Linked DNA regions of Homo sapiens: region 2 is linked to region 1. A link is a loop called in an ENCODE intact Hi-C map of the cell type or tissue named here. Cell type or tissue: CD4-positive, alpha-beta T cell. All regions are shown on one strand.

What was found. Hi-C counts contacts between places; a loop is a spot of excess contacts. Peaks named below come from ENCODE experiments on the same cell type or tissue, not always from the same donor. Only the 100,000 strongest peaks of a DNase experiment are listed, where the experiment ranks them.
Region 2: a loop joins it to region 1, with 2.4 times the contacts of the local background. A loop is called at or near these places in 67 of 110 quality-filtered maps.

Annotation. Positions count from the first base shown.
Region 1 is chr7:151,017,070-151,019,569 of GRCh38, forward strand. ATG9B (autophagy related 9B) reads right to left here. Exons shown (of 14, transcript NM_001317056.2): 6 at 1,551-2,305; 7 at 1,225-1,378; 8 at 802-981; 9 at 1-203. Among named protein-coding and RNA genes, the nearest start is that of ATG9B, 6.2 kb to the right of the region's middle. RefSeq lists a silencer at 1,972-2,041. In CD4-positive, alpha-beta T cell, CTCF peaks have their summits at 1,240 (motif pointing left) and 1,441; DNase peaks (open chromatin) are centred at 122, 692, 1,272 and 1,742; H3K4me3 peaks cover 1,782 bases; H3K27ac peaks cover 926 bases.
Region 2 is chr7:151,110,163-151,112,662 of GRCh38, forward strand. The region is part of intron 1 of AGAP3 (ArfGAP with GTPase domain, ankyrin repeat and PH domain 3); the gene reads left to right. Among named protein-coding and RNA genes, the nearest start is that of AGAP3, 25 kb to the left of the region's middle. In CD4-positive, alpha-beta T cell, a CTCF peak has its summit at 1,072 (motif pointing left); a DNase peak (open chromatin) is centred at 1,069.

The DNA of each region.
Region 1 (2,500 bases):
GTGGAGGGGCCGCGAGCCGAGGTGGCACCCCAGGCAGCTGCATCTTGTTGTACTCGGCCCCAGAGGTGCCCAAGAAACTTAGAGCTGTGCCCTGGGGGGCGCCAGAGTGGATGCGCCAGGGAGAACCGCATCAAAGAAAGCTCAGTCTTGCCGTCCTCCGCACGCTGAGACAGCGAGGCCTCAGTCTGTCCCGCCGAGAGCCACTGTGAGCAAGGACAGTCTTTCAGGTGCTAAGAACACTGAGCCTTATGGGAACAGGTGGGACAGGAAACACTGCCCCATCTTCCACGTGAAGGAAACAGACCACAATGGGGACTTGTTCACCATCACCCAAAAATACAGCAGCAGTGCAGAACCTGGGCCTGTCATCTATTCGTCACCCCTGGACTGATTGCCAGCTCGGGGATAGGGCTGAGCCTCAGTGCTTTGCCCAGGGTGATCCTGACAGCCTTGGTCCAGGCACCAGTCCTTACTCAGCCCCACCCACCGGCCAAGCCCATTCCTCACCCCCAGGTGGTCTTTGCTCCCATTTACTGACGTTACTATGTGCCAGCAACTCCATCATAGGCTATACAGACATAATCTGTGTGTTCACAAGCCTGGCCTTGGCTGTGCTCTGGAGAGCACATTGCCATTGTTGCCATCTGACAGACGAGGGCACGAGAGCACAGGAAGGGAAGTGACCCGCTCAACGGCACAGGTAGCAAGCAATGGAGCCAGGGCTGGAACTCAGGTCTGCTCCCGAGAGGCAAGCGAACTCCCACCCAGCCCAAACCCCCAGGGCCAGGGAACGGCTCTGACCTGAGGGTGTCCGTGGCGCTTCACATCCATAAGGGCAAAGGAACAGATGTCCCCAACCCCAGCCACATCCACAGTGAAGTGATGAAAAAAGTCGATAATCTCCAGGGCACGAGGGCGGAACCAGAAAAGCAGAAACAGCGGGGTGAGGAGCGGGGACAGGAGCTCCTCCAGGAGGGAGACCTGGGGAAGCAGCGGTGAGGCTGAGCAGGGGTCGCTGAGGGGCCCACGCGCGTTATCAGGACCAAGCAGTCCCCAGCGACCCTCGCCAGGGCAAGAAGCCTCCCCACCCAGTCACTCCCTAGACTCCTGGTATAGTCCGTTTGTCTCATGCCCTCTCCCAGACAGACCCTCCGCGCAGACAGACCCTCCGCGCAGACAGACCCCACAACTTCCTCCTCAGCCCGCCGTCGCGCCCACCCTCACCGCTCGGTACTGCAGCAGCTGCGCCATCTGCCGGTAGGCGCGGTCCCTGCCGCCGGGGCCGGGCTCCTCCGGGAGGTAGTGCATGTGGGCCAGGGCTGTCTGCAGCAGGAGCTGCGGCGCACGACCCTGGCACTGCTCTTCCGGAATGAAAGACCTGAAAGGCGGGATCCGTGGGGGGAAGGGGCCTGCGATTAGGAGGACGCGCGGTGGGATGTAGGGCTAGAGGGCCCCAGTGGTGGGAGAGGTAAGGATTCGGGGGGAACCTCACATGGCCCCAGATCAGAGAAACCAACACACACCACCACCCCGGGCATCTGCCGTCGCACCTGGCGACGGTGGCGGTGACCCCGAGCGCGGTCATGGCGGTGAGCACGTGCTCCACGGCTAGCACGTCCTCGTCGTAGACGGTGAGCACAAGCAGCGCGGCGAAGAGTGCACCCGCGAAGAAAACGAGCTGGCGGGCCAGCAGCGTGCGCAGGGGCGCGGGGGGCGCAGCGGTGCGCAGGAAGGCGGCGGCGGGGCGGTAGGCGCGGGCCAGGCGCGCGCGCAGCTCGTGCGGCAGCTCGTTGAAGTGGCGCAGCTGCAAGCGCGCCAGGCGGGACCAGCCGCGCGCCCCCAGCGCGCCAGGCTCGCGCCGCAGCAGCTCCACGTGGCTATAGAAGACGTGCAGAACCTGCCAGGCCAGCACCAGCGGGCTCAGCGCCAGGTTCAGGGCGGCCAGCAGCAGCACTGTGCGCCCCCAGCGCGCTGCTAGGGCGCCCCGCTGGTCGCTGCGCTTGTAGGCGTGCGGCAGCTCCCAGCCCCCGCGGAAGAGCGAGAAGGGACCGCGGAAGAGCAGCAGGTCGACATTGAGCGCCAGGCCGCGGCTGAGGAAAGCCGCACTGCCTCCCCAGGGCAGCGGGCAGCGGGCCGGCAGCAGGCCTTTGTTGGCCAGCGCCACCTGGTAGTTGGTGTAGCGCAGGATGCGGTGGTGGATGTCCAGCTCCGTCAGGGGCCGCGGCTGCACGCACAGGCCCCCGCTCCGCTGCAGTGCCAAGAGGCGGGACTGCACCTCTGCCCAGGGAACCGAGCTCAGCTCCTCCTGAAAGGGGCACTGATGAGAGCCAGCGACCCCCCATTCCTCTCCACAGTGATGCTCAAGCTCCACACCCCTAAGTGTGCGGCCTGAAAACCCGCAAACTGAGTTTGCGATCACAAACTCGCCATGACCAAGCTACATCGTCCCCCTCTCCCACCTTTCTCTTTCTGCCCTCCCTTAACCCTGTCACTAACAAGG
Region 2 (2,500 bases), 93 kb after region 1:
ATCTCTCTTAGGCCTTCCTCCCCACAAAGAGGCCAAAAGCCCTGGGAGCACAGTGCATGCTCAGCAAAGACTTCCACTCATTCACTCGGGGAATCATGGCCACCTTCATGTGCCTGGCAGAGTTCTGTTGTGGGGGCACTTGCTGACAGTGGCAAGTGTTAGATGATGTTAGCATGGTCACTGAGATGGTCAGCCTCCCAAGGAAGGGATGCTTCAGCCACGGTCCAAATGCCTTCAGGGACAAGCAGGGCAGAGGCCCGGGAGGTGTCAAGGCTGGATGGGGATGGAGGCGGGTCCTGGGGAGGGTGTCAGGTGAGAGCAAGCAGGTAGTCAGGAGCACACGGGGCACTGGAACAGAATAAGGGGATTGGGTGCCATTCTACGCCAGCTGGAGAGCCATTGCAGGGCTTTGCTGAGAGGTGACCAGGTTCTGGTCTGAAGAGGTCCGCCCCAGCTGTAAAGGAAATCACTTGGCAGTGGTGGTGATGGAGGCTGGAGATGGGAGACCCCTAGGAAGCTGATGTGGTGCTTAGGCCCGGGAGGATGGTGGCTTGCCTTTGAGTTGAAGAAAGGAGCTGGTGATGGATCTGGGCCACATTTAGGAGGGAGCGCCACCAGGACTGACACGGATTGGGCTGGGGGAGTGGTAAGGAAGGGAATGGAGGGTGTTACTAGCAGGCTTTTGGCTTGTGCGGCTCCAGAGCTCATGTGGTGCTGTTGAAAATGGGGGATGCTGGAATGGAGCTGTTAGGGGTGGAATTTAGGTCCATGGCTGCTGCTGCAGCAACTCGAGTTGTCTCGGGACAGCTGCTGGGACACTTAGGGAGGACTGTGGCCCCACTGGGGAGGCATCCTGAGCGCTCTCCCCCCGCCCCCCGTCTTCTCCTCTGATTCCCTAAGCTCCAACTTGGAGAGCCTGCTGGACACCAGCCAGTCCTGGGGGGCGAAGGGGTCTTGGTGTGGCCCCCACTGCCTCCCGGGCTCAGTGGCGGGTGTGTGGCCAGCCCTAGCATCCTGCCAGCCTTCCCAGCCACTGCCTCAGCCCCGGCTGCAGGAAGATGTTTTGCTGCCACCTTGTGGGCAAGAAGGGCCTGACTGTTTGGGAGGGCCACGGTGGTTCTGGGACCACACCTGGCTGCTGGTGGTTCTGCTCCACACCCTGCGGAGCTGGCCACAAGCTCCGGCTTTCAGGAGAAGGCTTATCCATCCTCCCTCATCTCCTCGAAAGAAATCTGCCAACTCCCTGTGGGCCACGTGGGCTGCAGCGGGCACAGCCAGGGCTCACCAGTGGATCAAGCAACACACACCTGGAGGCGACCAGTTCCCACATCCTCAGGACCAGCTTTCTCTTTCTGGCAGGGTCTCACACCTCACACCTGCCCAGGGGTGTTCTCTCTCCCCGTCATGACCCCCCCGGCCCCTCACCCCCCTGTGCACACGCAAGCAGGGCACCCGAGGCCCAGGCCAGCACAGAAACTGGGCATAACTAGAGTCGGCTTCTCCTCCTGACATCCAGGTAGTCCACAGAAGGGGGTCTTGAGCCCGGCTTCTGCGCTCTCTGGCTCCGGGGCAGGCTGTGTTCGTCCTGCCCCAGGATGCACACTGCGGGCATTTGTGAGAGATTTCCTCTTAGTCCCCCAGAAACTGCCATGGAGCCTCTCAGCCCCTGAGAGTCACATTCAGTCCAGCGTTTCCGGTGGCCTTAATAAACAGAGAACTGACGTGAGGGCTTGTGTTGTGGGATTTCAGTACTGTTCGTGTAGTCCCAGCCTGGAGCTTTTTAGGTTTGTCCTAATTTCCTTCGGGCCCAGTAGGTAGTGGCTGTCTGTGTCGAGCACAGCTGTGTTTGCTGCGTGTCTTTGGAGCAGAATCTTATCAGGCACAACAGAGACCTTATCTCTGACCCTGGGCTGACCCAATGAGCAAAAGAGGTGTGTGCCTGCAGCTGTTCTCCTTTTCGGGGTCTTTGACTGGCTTGATGTCCTGAGACATTTATGTGGGAGCAGGTGCCCTTCCCTGTCTAGTTTCTCCGGGTCAGGAAAGTTTTCTGGGGAAAAGGACTGGGAAGGAGAGGGCAGCCAGGTGAGGAAGAGAAAGCTGTTCTGGGTTTGGGAGTTGACCCAGGTGGCACTTTCTCCTTGGACTGATTCTGCAGGTGCAGTGGGACTACATGTCTTCTGAGACTGTAAGATGTTCTTTTGGGGACTGGGATTGCTGCCTGCCTTCCCCGAGACGTGTGTGTGTGTGTGTGTGTGTGTGTGTGTGTGTGTGTGTCCAGCATGTGTGCAGCTGGGGCCTTAACCCCCTTCTTTCCCATCCTACTGTTCTCCCACTGAAAGAGGCAGCTAGGTTCTAAAGTGATCCATCCCCTGTCGGATACCGTGTCCCCATCCCCTCTCCGTCTCCAGAGGTCGGCTCCCATAGCTGCTGTCCTGTGCTTGCTTCTTATTTATTGAGACAGGGTCTCACTCTGTGGCCCAGGCTGGAATGCAGTGGCTCC